Regions from separate parts of the Homo sapiens genome. Here region 2 is linked to region 1. A link is a loop called in an ENCODE intact Hi-C map of the cell type or tissue named here. Cell type or tissue: ascending aorta. All regions are shown on one strand.

The links. Hi-C counts contacts between places; a loop is a spot of excess contacts. Peaks named below come from ENCODE experiments on the same cell type or tissue, not always from the same donor. Only the 100,000 strongest peaks of a DNase experiment are listed, where the experiment ranks them.
Region 2: a loop joins it to region 1, with 3 times the contacts of the local background. A loop is called at or near these places in 1 of 110 quality-filtered maps.

Annotation. Positions count from the first base shown.
Region 1 is chr20:13,668,863-13,676,862 of GRCh38, forward strand. No RefSeq gene overlaps it. Among named protein-coding and RNA genes, the nearest start is that of TASP1, 34 kb to the left of the region's middle. In ascending aorta, no CTCF peak of the experiment used is centred here; DNase peaks (open chromatin) are centred at 40 and 3,329; H3K27ac peaks cover 5,371 bases.
Region 2 is chr20:13,488,099-13,496,098 of GRCh38, forward strand. The region is part of intron 10 of TASP1 (taspase 1); the gene reads right to left. Among named protein-coding and RNA genes, the nearest start is that of TASP1, 150 kb to the right of the region's middle. In ascending aorta, a CTCF peak has its summit at 4,098; a DNase peak (open chromatin) is centred at 4,053; H3K27ac peaks cover 4,575 bases.

The DNA of each region.
Region 1 (8,000 bases):
AGGTGATCTGCCTGCCTTGGCCTCCCGAAGTGCTGGGAACATAGGCGTGAGTCACCGCGCCCAGCTTAAACAGCTTATTTTAGTATTTCTTGCAAGGCTGAGCTATTAGCAACAAGTTCTCTCAATTTTTGTTTTTCTAAGACACTCTATTTCTCCTTCACTTTTGAAGGATAATTTCAGAGTACAGAATTTTAGGTTGGTGTTTCTTTTCTCAGCAGTTTTAATGTTTTATTCTACTCTTCTGGTTTGTATGGTTTCTTAGACGTCAGATGTAATTCTTATCTTTGCTTCTTTGTGGGTAAAATGTGTTTTTTCCTCTGGCATCTTTCAAGATTTTTCCTGTATATTTGATTTTCTAAAGTTTGAATATGATATTCCTAGGTATAGGGGTTTTCTTGGTTTTTGTTTTCTTTTTCTTTCTTTTTTTTGGGGGGGGGATGGGAGGGGCTTTTATCCTGCTAGGTGTTCTCTGAGATCCCTCAATCTGTGGTTTGGTGTCTGGCGTAAGTTTAGGAAAATTCTCAGTGATTATTGCTTCAAATATTGTGTCTATTCCTTTTTCTTTTTTCTTCTTCTGGTATTCCCATTACATGTATGTTGCATCACTTGTAGTAGCCCCACAGTTCTCAGATATTCTGTTCTGTGTTTGTTTGTTTGTTTGTTTGTTTGTTTTCCAGTCTTTTTTCTGTTTGCTTTTTAGTTTTGGAGGTTTCTACTCAGATATTCTCAATGTTACAGATTATTACCTCAGCCACGTCCAGTCTACTAATGAGCCCATCAAAGGTATTCTTCATTTCTGTTTTAGTGCTTTTGATATGTAGAAGTTCTTTTCAAGAGTTTGGGGTTTCACTCTTGTTGCCCAAGCTGGAGTGCAATGGAACAATCTCTTGGCTCACTGCAACCTCTGTCTCCCGGGTTCAAGCGATTCTCCTGCCTCAGCCTCCTGAGTAGCTAGGATTACAGGCATGTGCCACCACATCCAGCTAATTTTTTGTGTTTTTAGTGGAAATGGGGTTTCACCATGTTAGCCAGGCTGGTCTCGAACCCCTGACCTCAGGTGATCCACCTGCCTCAGCCTCCCAAAGTGCTGGAATTACAGGCATGAGCCACCTCGCCTGGCCTAGAAGTTTTTTTTATTCTTTCTTAGAATTTTCATCTTTCTGCTTACATTATCCATCTGTTCTTGTATGTTGTCTACTTTTTCCATTAGAGCCCTTAGCATATTCATCAGTGTTTTAACAATTCCCAGTCTGATAATTCTAAAATTCTGCCATATCAGATTCTGGTTCTGATATTCAGTCTCTTCAAACTGTGTTTTTGTTTTTTAGTATGTCTTGTAATTTTTTGTTGAAAGGTAAATATGATGCACTGGTTAAGAAGAACTGCAATAAATGGAACTTTACTAATGTGATGAGTTGTTGGGGGAGGGGAAGCTCTATATCCTTTGATTAGGTCTCAGTCTTGTGGTGAGCCTGTGCCCCAGACTGTGAACTTCAACAGTGCTTCTCAGGACCCCTCCCCCCTTAGGTGGGACAGGATGGCTGGAGCTAGCTGAAGCTGGGTATTTCCCCTGTCTCAGGTAGATTAGGCTCTGATGAAGCCCCAGAAGGTTGAACTCTAATAAAATCATTTATTTTGAGAGCAGGCCTGTTTAGAAAGAACAGAATTCTCTGGTGTATTTTAAAATGGTTTCTATTCTCCTCCACCTGCCAGAAGCACAAGGGGTTTTTTCTCTAAGATTCACACCTTGTAGAGACTCAGTAGATAAAACTCACAAAACCATGGGTCCCCCGCCCCCTCACAAAACTGTGAGTCCCCCACCCTGTTAAACTCCGGGGGACCCTGGAATCTCAGAGTTGTCCACACTGAGCCTCCAGCAATTCATCAATTACAGTTCAGATTTTCCCATCCTAGTACTGGTGCCAGCTAAGTTTTCTGCCCCTGTAAATTGTGATTCTCCGTATCTGCCTATCTATCTCCTCAGTTCTGGGGGCAGCTGCTTGCCCTGTGACCTCACTTTTCTGATATATCTATGAAGAGTTATTGATTTTTCATTCTGTTCAGCTTTTTACTTGCTGTTGGGACAGAGTGGTGACTTCTAAGATCCTAACATGTCAGACCTTAAAGCAGAAGTTCCTGCCTATATTTTGCTGAGAGGCATTGGAAAGTTACTTGGCAAAAAATTCTATTTTAAACAGTGAAGAATCAGAAACAATAATCCAATCAGCCCCAGGTCCTCCAGGGTATAAAAGAAGGACCAATGGGTGGAAACAGGTTGGAAATCAGCATTGGCTCACAGGAGAATGATCAAATGATAATGATTTTTTGTGGTTATACCAAACTCTGGATGGGACCTGAAGCTGGAGTTGGAGGATCTACAAAGCCTCAAGGGAAGGAAGACTTTTAATGCTTATTGTCTGCTGTCTCTTTCCTTCCTTCCTTCTTTCCTTTCTTCCTTCTCCTCCTCTTCCTCCTTCTTCTTTCTTCTTTTCTTTTCTTTCTTTTCCCAACATCTTATTCCTTAGAATCATACAAAATGAAACTCTACAGATGGGATCAAAGAAGGCTGAAGATGACAAAGAAAAAAGGGAGATAACAAAAGGAATAGAAGAGGAAATTTTAGGGAATTTGTTGTTAGAAGGTAGAAAAAGGTAATCAGAAATGATCCTATGGAAGATAGGATGCCTCACTTCTGATTAAGAAATTCAAGGTTTTATGGACAGAACTTTAACCCTTCTCCCCCAGTGTCCTGAGAGTGACATCCCCTCCACCCCAGGCAATGGCTCTTTCTGGGGCAGGAAATTCTCCAAACAAGTTTCCAAATTAAGGGTTTTGATTGAGCTCACTTCCCAGAATTTTGTTCTGGCCTCTTTTTCCGATTACAGAATATGAATCAGCTAATGATTCTGAAAAATAAAACTTCGGATACTTCTTTGTACTTGGAGAAAGAAAGAAATATACTGTGCAGTGCTCTTTTGATACATTCCAGAATAATCTTCATATTAACTCAATGGGGAAGCAATTGGATTTCCTCTGAAAGAGAGGAGAACATATCTCCCACATTGCAAAAAAAAAAAAAACCTGTCAATAAATTCCAGGAACAGGAGCTACTACAAATGTTCCCATTTTTTGAAGAGAATTTGTTCTGACCTCACTTCTAAGGGACTTGGTGTATGTGTCTTGAGCTTATTTTCCATTTGCTAATTAAAAGTACCTTGTCAGCAGTATTTATTACTATTATTATTGGTGAATGAATCATCCTCTTTTTCCACCAAATCTACTTTCCAGACTCACCCATTCTAAATGCTGGCTTACAACTCACTCATGGCTGCCAAAACAACCCACTCAGATGAGTCTCCTCAGCGTTTCTCTGCCAAATCCTTTTCCTCTCTAATCTGAGACTAAAAGTCTTATTTGAAAAATTGCCTGCTCTTAAAAAATTTTCTGGATTGACATATGTCTTACTCCCATAACAAAACATTTTTTGCATTCTTCCAAGACCAAGTCAGATCTCCTTAATAAGGCATGAAAAATATAGATTTGCCTTCAGCTTAGTGTCTTCCAGGGCAGACCTGTGAATTCTGAGTCTTGCTAATGAATGGATTGCCAGAGAAGTCTTAGAGACCCACATTCTCTCTGTATTTGTAAGATATCATAGCAGTGGAAATTCTAATCAATGCATTAAAAAAGGGCCGCTCTAACCCTGTACTTTATTTTTCAATTGAATTTCCAACTCTCAAAAAATCACAAAAATAGTACCAAGATGCTCGTACAGCCTTCACCAAGCTCCCCCAAAGTTAACAACTTATGTAACTAGTTAATCAGTTACCAAAATCAGAAAATTAACATTAATTGATTCATTACTATTACCTAAGTGATAAACTTTATTCCAATTTCACTAGTTGTCCTGCTAATCTCCCTTTTCTGGTCCCAGATCCCATTGAGTATCACGTGTTGCATTCAGTTGTTATGTCTCTTTAGACGCTTTAATTTAGGGCTATTACTCAATCCTTCATTTTTCATGACCTTGGCACTTCTAAAAGTCAGTTATTTCGGGCCAGTTATTTTGTAGACTATCTTTCAGTTTGAGATATCTCTTCTTAGAAAATGACCTCTCACACACCTCTGACCAGATTTCTGGAAGGGTATTGAGGTTCTACACTTGTGAGAAAATGTATGCTCAGGGGAAAAATAGTGAAATTATGCCAAATAAATACTTATTTCTTCTATAGTTTAGGAACATACTGAAAAATGAGGCCTCATGCCACTGATCTTTTGAGGCCTATATGAGTCTGAAATGTAGTTATCCTTTTCAAAGCAATCAAGTAGTGTGCAATCAATTACAAAAAAAAAAACCCAGAAAAATGAACTCAAATGGCTTAAGCCACAAAGAAGATTTATTGGCATACATAACTGAGAAATCTGGCGGTAAGTTGAACTTCAGGCAAATGTTGACCCAGGTCCCCCTAAGTCTTTCAACCTTAACTTTACCTGCCACAGTGTTGGCTTCACCTCAGGGATGGCTTTCTATATGGTCACAAGGTGGTTATCAATAAAACTGGGGTAACATGCCCTCTCATCCACATCCAGAACATCATAACCCAGTCACTAGGGCCCCCAGATGAAATGCAGTAATTGCCTTAAACCACCTGCTCTCCTGAGCCAAGAATAGAACCACTGTCACCCAAATCACATATGGGGTGCTGTTAGGAAGCGAAAAGGAGAAATGGATGCTATATTGATATGGTTTGGCTGTGTCCCCACGCAAATCTCATCTTGAATTCCCACATGTTGTGAGAGAGACCCAGTGAGAGGTAATTAAATCATGGGGGTGAGTCTTTCCCATGTTGCTCTCATGATAGTGAATAAGTCTCATGACATCTAATGGTTTTGTTTTTTTTTTTTATTTTTTGAGATGGAGTCTCGCTCTGTCACCCAGGCTGGAGTTCAGTGGTGCGATCTCGGCTCACTGCAAGCTCTGCCTCCTGGGTTCACATCATTCTCCTGCCTCAGCCTCCCGAGTAGCTGGGACTACAGGCACCCGCCACCACGCCCGGCTAATTTTTTGTATTTTTAGTAGAGATGGGCTTTCACCATGTTAGCCAGGATGGTCTCAATCTCCTGACCTTGTGATCTGCCCACCCCGGCCTCCCAAAGTGCTGGGATTACAGGTGTGAGCCACCGTGCCCGGCTGAGATCTAATGGTTTTAAAAAAGGGAGTTTCCCTGCACAAGCTCTCTCCTCTTGTCTGCTGCCATGTGAGATATGCCTTTCACCTTCCACCATGATTGTGAGGCCTCCCCAGCCATGTGGAACTATAAGTCCATTAAACCTTTCTCTTTTGTAAATTGCCCAGTCTCCGGTATGTCTTTATCAGCAGCATGAAAATGGACTAATACATATGTAGACAATTAACTATGTCCCCACAGGCTAGAATCCTTAGTGGTGGAATTGCAGAGAAGTGTATATATGGGGCAGGAGATTCTGTGCCCATGTGTTCCAATGGATGCTCAATGCTAAGATGGACTCAGCAGGAAGGTCAGAAAGAACACAGTCTGGAAGAAATTAGGCATGAAAACTGGGAGAAGGTGGTCTGTATTGCTTTAGTATAACACTGTCTTTGGTGGGCATTTAGACCTATGCACCCACAAGTGTGTTCTGTGCAACATGGAATAATGATAGGCCCCATTTGAAATATGGGTCCTCAAGCAGACAAGTTTGAGAAATGTTACCTCCCATCAAACATACCTGTGCCTCAGGCCACATCTCCTCAGCCCATAGTTTTACTCCAGCCATTGCTGTGGCAACTAGCCATGGACCTCATCTCAGCCATACTATGCTCCTCCTGTTTTCTGCCTCAGGGCTTCTTTGTCACTGCAGGCTGGGATGCCTTCAGGAGTCTGTTGAGTGCTTCTAATGCATGTACAATCCTGGACACGTGAAAGAGGTAACATCTAAGGGGAAAGCTTTGATAAATGTGGGATGGAGCCAATGAAAACAATTTCTCATCTGGGTGCAGTCGGTGGCTCATGCCTGTAACCCCAGCACTTTGGGGGCCAAGGCAGGCAAATCACCTGAGGTCAGGCATTTGAGACCAGCCTGACCAACATGGCGGAACCCCATCTCTACTAAAAATACAAAACATTAGCCAGGTGTGTGGTGGTGGGCACCTGTAATCCCAGCTACTCAGGAGGCTGAGGCAGGAGAATTGCTTGAACCTGGGAGGTGGAGGTTGCAGTGAGCAAAGACCGCACCACTGCACTCCAGCCTGGGCGACAAGAGCAAAATTCCATCTCGGAAAAAAAAAAAAAGAAAAAGAAAAGAAAGGAAGACAGAGAGAGAAAGACAGAAGGAAGGAAGGAGAAAGAAAGAAAGAAAGAAAGAAAGAAAGAAAGAAAGAAAGAAAGAAAGAAAGAAAGAAAGAAAGAAAGAAAGAGAAAGAAAGAAGGAAGGAAGGAAGGAAGGAAGGAAGGAAGGAAGGAAGGAAGGAAGGAAGGAAGGAAGGAAGGAAAGAAAGAAAGAGAAAGAAAGAAAGAAAGAAAAAAAGAGAAAGAGAAAGGAAGAAAGAGACAGAGAGAGAGAAAGGAAGGAAGGAAGGAAGGAAGGAAAAGAAAGAAAATTTCTCTCAGGTAGAAATTCTGAGGTGCCTTCTACACAGCTCCTCCATGGAGCACTATCCATGTAGAGCCCTACAGTGGTTATTGACTCAATAGCACACCCTTGGATTGGCTTATTTTTTCTTTCTCTTTTCTGCTGTTCCTGCTCCTCAGGATCACTTTAAAAACAAAACATCCGGGCACAGTGGCTCATGCCTGTAATTCCAGCACTTTGGGAGGCCGAGGTGGGCAGATCACCTGAGGTCAGGAGTTCAAGACCAGCCTGGTCCAACTTGGTGAAGCCCTGTCTCTACTAAAAATACAATAATTAGCTGGGCGTGGTGGCACACGCCTGTAATCCCAGCTACTAGGGAGGCTGAGGCAGGACAATTGCTTGAACCTGGGAGGTGGAGATTGCAGTGAGCCAAGATTGTGCCACTGGACTACAGCCTAGGCAACAGAATAAGACTCTGTCTTTAAATAAATAAATAAATATAGGGCCAGGCATGGTGGCTCACACCTGTAATCCCAGCACTTTGAGACATCAAGGCACATGGATCACTTGAGTCCAGGAATTTGAGACCAGCCTGGGCAACATGGTGAAACCCTGTCTCTACCAAAATACAAAAATTAGCCTGGTGTGGTGGTGCACGCCTATAGTCTTAGCTACTTGTGAGGCTGAGGTGGGAGGATCACTTGAGCCCAGGCGGCAGAGATTGCAGCAAAATGAGATCTTGCTACTGCACTCCAGCCTGGGTGACAGTCAGACCCTATCTCAAAAAAACAAAAACAAAAACCAGATCAGGCCATATCTGTAATCCCAGCACTTTAGGAGGCCAAAGTGGGAGAACTTGAGCACAGGAGTTTGAGACCAGCCTGGGCAACATAGTAAGACACTATCTAAAGAATTAAAGAATGAGCTGGGTGTGGTGGCATGTTCCTGCAGTCCCAGCTACTTGGGGGTGTGGGCTGAGGTGGGAGGATCTCTTGAGCCAGGGAGGTCGAGGCTGCAGTGAGCTGTGATTGTGCCACTGCACTGCAGCGTGGGTGGCAGAGCGAGACCCTGTCTCCAAACAAAACTACTTTCACACAAACCCTTATCTCGGGCTGTGCTTTCTAGAATAACCTAGATTAAGACTCCAGATGAAACAATTAGTTATTCTAGTGCAGACTTCTCTAAGTCCCTATTGTTTAATGGACAGCAGTGATACTCTAAAATTGTTTATAGTATATAGTATTCTCTAAATTTATTGACATTGCAATACTTTTTCTTTCATGAACATTTTGTGAGGCTAGTGTTCTGCAGACACATTTTGGGCAAGTTTGGCCTAGACTGAACACCCTGGGTCTCACATGATGTGATTGTAGCAGCTGTCTCCAAGAGTGACCCCTAATGAGCCATTC
Region 2 (8,000 bases), 180 kb before region 1:
TTAATAGGCATTTTGAAAGAGAGGAAAGAAAGAAGAAAGCACTAATATTTGCATAAGGAATAAGAATTTTCTAGAATTTAAGTTATTAAACTGAAGATCCACAGAGTTCCAAAAAAGAGGAATAAAAATAGAAATCCATCCTTAATTGTAACAGTTTGAAGCTCTGGACCAAAGGCAACAAGAAAATATTAAAAACTCACCAAAAAGAAAAGGAAAAAAATTCACCTACAAAAAAATTCAAAAATTTTTAAATTAAACTGATAACTAAATATCTCCAAGCAACAAAAGAAGCCGCAAGACTAATATCTTAAAGATGCTATGGCAAAAAAAACAAGCAAACAGAAAAAAACACTGCCAACCTGGAATCAGTTAAACTACCATTCTACTAGAGTGAGGGTGAATAGAGACCGTTTCAGACATGTAACGACAAATTCATTTCTCAGAGATTTTAACTCCCAGCTCACTTTTACTCTGCCCAACACTACTCCTTGTCATCATTCTTGCTGAATTTAATATTTATCTAGATGATTCTCCCGATATCTTGGCTTTTGCTATTCTGATATCCTCTCCTCCAGTTATCCACACTACCTGATAAACTCACACCCATTTCAGCAGTAACGTGAACTCCTCAGTCACATCAATTGGAATCATCTCATTCCTATCTTTCCAGCTCCCTCCCTTGAGCACTCCAACTCCAACATTCCCTCCATCTCACCAAAAACTGCCATCCATTAATTCTGCTGCCTTTTAACTATTCCTCACCCCACTCAGGTCCTCACCTCTATTCTTAACTAACTAAAATTCCATGCTTCATCAACTTACATCCATCCCCTTACTCCCAAAAACCTCCCTGCTGCTCTCACTTCATCAAACATGCCTGGCAAAAGCCCACCCTGGAGTAACAGTCAGAATAGCTATACTGGGCTGCAAAAACAACGTCCAAATCTCAGTGACTTAAAATATAATTCTCACTAATGTTATAGGTCATACCTGCATCACCTGAAGATCTGCTTCACACACTCACTCAAACCTAGGTGAAAGGAACAAACCTAGGCAGATGGAGACTCCATCACCTGTAAATGCACTACCTGAATCACATACTTCCCCTCCACAAGAACGAGGCCACCCTGCTGTTCCAGAAGGCTGTTTTACCACCTTAGCCTGAAAGTGACAAATATCATTACCATTCCGGTCCCTGGCCAGAAAGAGCTACACATTCTTAGGCAACTACAAGGGGCCTGTGAAATATAGGGGAATATATGGATCTTCAGAGAGCATTAAGTTGAATGTCTCTGCCATATCTGACTAAATCCAACTTTCCATGCCTGCACTTGCATAGCTAAGCCTGAGGCACAGCAGCATGACTGAGGGGTGACATGCATGAGCATCAAGGACCATCCATGGCCACTGAGTGGGAAAAATTAAAAAAAAAGAGAAAAGAAAAGAAAAAAGAAAGAAAACACCATCTGCTGAGGACGGCAGGAGGGAAAGGACAGACCTGAAAACCAAAGGGTACTGCTAGGTAGCCCGACTAGACCCAGTCTCTTCCCAGGCATCTGTTACACGAGGTTTTCTAATTTAAGTTTAAATTTAAAAACCTGCCGCTTTAGCAACGCAATTCAGTTCTCTTTTTTAAGGCTACATCCATTCCTATCATAAATAATATAAAATTACCATTTAACCATTTTTAAAGTATGCAATTCAGTGGCATTAAGTACATTCACACTGTTGTACAACCATCAGCACCATCTAGCTCCAGAACTTTTTCATATTCCCAAATGGATACTCTATGTATGTATATACCATATGTTCTTTATTCATTCATCTGTCAATGAATATATGGGACCAAATGCATTCTTAAACTATATACGTGGCTCTTTGCTGGTGATTGAAAATGGCTCAGAAAACTTTACACTGAAAGAAGACGACTTCTAGCTACTTTTTCCAATTCAAACATGCAACTCTGTGTTGATTCAAACATAATTTCTGATAAGCTCATATACACATATTTATCAGATGCCATTAGCAGCAATACACGAAAAAGATCATTTGATCTGAGAATATTTATTTTAACTGACTTTTTTAGGGGGGAAACCCAGGATATATTTAATTACTTCCAACTACAGAATTTCGTTTTAGTTCATTTGAATAAAAAAAAAATACTTTAATACTTCATATTGTCTGAAAAATGGAGTCCTGCATATTTTAAAACCACCTTTTATCCATCTAAAGAATGACCACTTCCCTCAATCATGTGACACCACTTCAGTGAAGCCACCTTTAAATCATCTGTTTTTGAATTTGTCTGGAATCCAGAAAAAGTTGGCAAAACCCCAAGGAAACTAGAAGAGTTAATTAATAAAGTATCTTTATTTTCCTGTCATCTAAATCCTTCCAACAATGCCATTATTTCTCTAGTGGATACATTAGCTTACATTACAAAAAGCTTCTGTAACTTTACCCATAGGAGAAATCTGATATTTCTGTGTCAAGAAGCAGGGTCTTTTTTAAGAAGAGGACAGCTTGCACATTTTATTTACTCTATTCATTCATTCTCATTTTCTCTCCTCCTTCCCTCCCTCACCCCTCCCACCCTCTTACACACACACCCCTACCTTAAGGCCTATAGGGTAAGGGTTAGTATCTGTTCTGCAGTGAGACTCATGTTTGAATCCAGCAGGGTGACTTTGGGTTATTTAGGGCTCAGTTTCCATAGCTGTAAAATGGGGAATGGGATACCAACTACCTCACAGGGTTGTTTTGAGGACAAAATGAGAAAAATCACATAAAGCATTTAGCATGGAGTTGACCATAGAGTAAGCACTTAATAAATACTACTATGATGAAAATAACCATCTTAAGAAAAATTTTCTACTACTTTGCTGCCTCTCATCCTATTCTCTGTATGTTCCTTCTATTAAAGTGATTCTCAGCTAGCTTAACAATCATCACTGAGAGAGCCTAAAATAGAATTTAAAAGTTTATCCTTTGCCTTGTAATTCTAAATGAAGGCTACTGCTTCAAATCAAGCTAAGCCTTTACATAGGGTAAAAATGACCACCTAGGTAAACCTATCATTATCAAAACAAAACAAATAGTATGGTAAAGATTTCTCTTAGCCTGGCAGGAAACATTTTAACTTGATTATCTAGAGACTGTGGATCATGCTTGACTTTTCTTATTTATTCCTTTTATTTTCCCCAGTATCTAAAATAAAACCTATTTTTATTCTCCAACAGGTTTATTGCCCGACTTAAGATTACACTCCTGCGTTCACAATACTTTCTCTTAAGGCAAGTTAGTAAAGGGGAAAGCAAAGTTTCCCATGATGGGATTTGGCCCCATTCACTTCACTTCCCTGTATCTTGAGTACACGAGTTGATCAGAGTGAACATGAACAGATGCCATGGGTGTTTTATGTTGCCTGACCTTCATCACACATTTATAATTGTTTTTAACTTCAGCTCCAGTGATAGATGCAGCCTTTAAAACAAGATAATTAAATATAGGGATTGTGACAGCCCAACAAAATCATATTGTCAAATTAAGTTTTAGTTCCAAAAGGTAAAAGTAACAAACTGAAAAGCTTTTGCAATAAGAATAGAGAAACATCAAAATTTACCAATTCTTGGCTAACATGTAAGATATATCTTCATTGCATTTCTAGATTATTTTCAATCTTTTTTGTCTTCATCTAATGTAGTAGTAGCAGCAGTGGTGGGATGAGCCCCATTATTACAAAATGAAAATTAAAAGACCTTTATGTGTCCAGTTATTAATGTAGTGTTCTAATGGTTGAGGACAATAATATAATTGCTCCACAGGACCTCAAAATAAGATTAGGATTTTAAAATATAACTCATAATCTCACAGATCTTTCTTATCTGTGCAGACTTTTTGTCTTCTAAACCACTCCCACCTCAATTCTAATACAAAGAGCCCCAGAGGGGAAAAAGTGAAGTTGCATTCACAGCAGAGACACAACCCACATTCCTAGGCAGCCTCCTACAAAAGCACAGGCTCGACAGCAACAAAAGCTCACATTCAGTACCCCTGGCACACCACACGTCTCCAAGGATTACTGATGATTTTGAAGTATTTATGTCATCTTATAAATGCTGCCATTCACTCTCACTGTGGCTAGTGGGCATCTGAAAAATCTTTCAACACATCCCCTCTTAGAAGTCCACAGGGATAGATAACTAATAAGAAAGGGCCTTTCCAAATTTAAAAGGAAACATTTGGTACTTCAGTTTCCAGTATTGCAACATCTCTTTTTCAACAAAGGAATTTATTACACAGTACGTCACCTTTTCCCTGTCAAAGGATTTACTGCCAATTTTGGAGTTGGGTTACTTCTGGTTTTCAAGCCTGTCTTGTGAAATTAAAGAGAGAGCTACCTTAAAAGTGATAGGACACACATGATTTCAGTCTTCACAGTGTCCCTATGGTTATCAAACCTGGAACCTATTATATACAAGGGGAAAACATAAGGAGCTTCATAAAGAGATGGAATAAGTGGTGAAGATGTCTAATCCAGTCACATCTTAAGGTTATAGCTCACCGACACATATTTAGCGTTTCCCAAATATTCAGAGTTCTCTGTAATCCACAACTTGTCTCATACTTTGGTTATTTATTGTAATGTATCAAAAACAACTCAGGCTTTTCAATTTTTTCTGTGATAAATAATAACCAAAAGAAAAACCAATTTTATAATTATCTCCTAGAGATATCATCTCTTACAAAGTAGGGTGTGATTGATATATGCGTTAGCATTTCATAATTATTTTTAATATAGAGAAATATTATCACAGTTATGATTAAACACAGATATCTAGAGCACGGTGCTAGACATATAGTACATATACTAAGTGCTTTATACATATATTAGTTTTTATCACTACTGCCAATTTTATTGAGGATATAACCAAATCACACACTCATACGAAAAATCCCAACTGTCTAAATAAGTAGCTCCATAAATAGGAAAGGTTCCAGTTTTATGAACGCAAATACTTTCACAGATTAAAACCTTTTTGAAAAAAACTAAAACCAAAAAAACAAACAAACAAAAAAACCTTCAACAAACATGAGTAGTGAAAACGCTTCATCCCGTCTACCATGTCAGAGGAAGTGTGTAATTGACAAAGCTTCAGCCACTCTCTTTTCCTTGCTCTTCTGGGTGTGTCTGTGAGGGTGCTGCCAGAGGAGACTGACATTTGAGTCAGTGGATTAGGAGAGGAAGACCCACCCTCAATGTGGGTAGGTGCTATCCAACTGGCTGCCAGCACAGCAAAGACAAAGCAGGGGGAAGAAGGTGGGATAACTTTGTTTGCTGGGTCTTCTGGCTTTTCCCTTTCCTATACTGGATGCTTCCTCCTGCTCCTCCTGCCCTTGGACATCATACTTCAGGTTCTTCAGCCTTTGGATTCCTGCACTTACACCATTGGTTTGCTGGGGGCTCTTGGGCCTTTGGCCACAGACTGAAGGGTGCACTGTCAGCTTCCCTGGTTTTGAGGCTTTCGGACTCAGACTGAGCCACTACTGGATTCTTTCTTCCCCAGCTTGCAGATGGTCTATCCTGGGACTTCACCTTGTAATCAGGTAAGCCAGTTCTCCCTAATAAACTCCCTTTCATATACATAAATATCCTATAAGTTCTGTCCCTCTGGAGAACCCTAATACACATCTCAATGTAGAAATTTACCCAATATTCATTTTGAGTGTTAATACAGGAGATAAAGCAGAACCTTGCTTTCTGTTCTAAATTATTTAAATTTAGTTACCTAAATTATAACACTCTAATTAGAGCATCAGGGACAAATGAACCCAGGGAAGGAGGAAAAAAAATCAGAGGCAACCATCACCAGTAAAAGTGGTATTCTTATCTATGGTGGTGCTGCTAAGATTGTATCACTATATTGTATTTATCTGGGAAACAGAGTATATGTATAAGCATTAGATTTATCCACACCTGAGAACTTCATTAGGAAAGTAGCCATAAAAGAAGCAACACTGTTTGTAATGTTCAGTTGATGCTCTTGTCAATCTTCTATCTGGATTCCTGTTCCATCAGAGAGAAGGATCACATATGAGGAGAACCAGCTCTGGCTGTAGAACCTGAAATGAGTCACTTATGACATCTATGCTTCAGCTTCCTCATTTGAAAAACTAAATGGCTTAGCTTTAATAGTTTTATATTCCTCACAAGACAAAATATTTACCACTGAATGTAGTTTTAGAACTTTAATAACTTGCTGGTTAAAATATAGTTAAGAGGCTTGCAATAGGCAGATGACTTGAGAAAACCCTTTTTAAAAGCTGTTAATTAATGAAAAAATATACTTAGATTAAATTCAATTATAGAAAACTTAATTTTTTTAGGGAGAAAGGGTCACTGACTCACTGACTCACTGATTAAATAATCAACTACTGTATATCTGGGGCTTTAGAATTATCTTGCAAGGAAAGTACTATCATCTCATCTGACAAACAAGAAAAGTGATTTGGAAGAACTAAGATTCTAAGATCCAAGTATTGTGACTCCTAGTAACATGCTCATTCCATAACAGTCACTGCAGAAACCAGGCTAATATCATCACATGAATAAAGGAGATATAAACAAAGAAAATCCAAAGCCCCAAAAATCTGAGAATATGGACAAGATCATAGTAATAATTATCTGCAAATAAGGAGCACAACAGGTTCTGATACTAACACTTAGGACTGTAGATAGTCTCCAATTTTAACCAGAAAGTCCTATAAATAGTAAGTCACCAAGCACATCCCAACAAAATAAAATTAAAGATTTTATTTTGCCTCTAAGCCATGGTGTGCATTTCATGAGCCAGAAAAAAAAAACCAAAGCCAAAATGCAGTTATAAACATCTACAAATATGCAGATGTCATGTAAAATATTTCACTATACATATTGATTATATATGTGGTATAAAGTCCACAAACAGAAAGAACATAAGCAAGACAGTTATACTACACCATAAATCTAACCTATAACTACTGAGCCAGCCACATATATTAAATATTTAATTAATAATTTTCTTAATGACTTAAAATTTAGAAGTAATTTATTGGGGTCATTTTGATCTCTTTAAAAGCTGAAAAGGAAGTTTGAGCCAATGTTATTTCTCAATAAATTCCTCTGTACAAAGGAGAGGCAATATAAATCATTTCATCAGCTTTAAAGCTGTACGCAAAGTTTAAAAACAACATTCAGTATTTAGAGGCCAAATAAAGTACCATAGAAAAAAGTCTTAAATCTGCTCACCAGTCATTGCTTATCCCTTTCTCTATTCAATACAGTATCAAGGGAAGTTTTGAGGGCAGGGAAAGACACACTGCTCTGAAGGAGGAAGGAGAAAATAGTATTCATATTTTATTCTCTACATCTGGGTAGAATTTAAGGAATATCAATACAGAAATTGTCCAAAAGCTGTCTTACCACCAACTAGAAAAATTATCAGATGAAAGTAGCAGATAAAAGAAGAAAGGGGCAAAATACAGGAAGGCCACCTCAAATGAGTTAGGTAACAAAAGACAAATAGACAATATACAATTTGGGACTCTTCAAGGTTTTCATTTGACACTATTACTAAGAAATAATAACAGGAAAAGAAGGAACTACATCAACTTGTATTACTTGTTAAATTTATTTATTTAATTTATTTTAGCCAGCAAGTTAACTTACAGTTTTATTCAAAATTACCTAAGACTGTGCTTCCCAATCTCTCTCAGGTCATGAGAAAAAGATATATCTTGGACTAAAATGTTTCATATAGTCTCAGGAAATTCACAGAATGCCCCATAAAAACCAATACATAGATTCCATAGGGTCTACAAATCCCAAATTAAGAAACCACATGGCTATAATTTTATTTAAAAATCTATAAGCGTATGGTTTTAAACCTGTAGGCTAAGGTTTCAATTTGATTTTGATTTTTTTTTTCTTCCTTGAAACAGAGTCTTGCTCTGTCACCCAG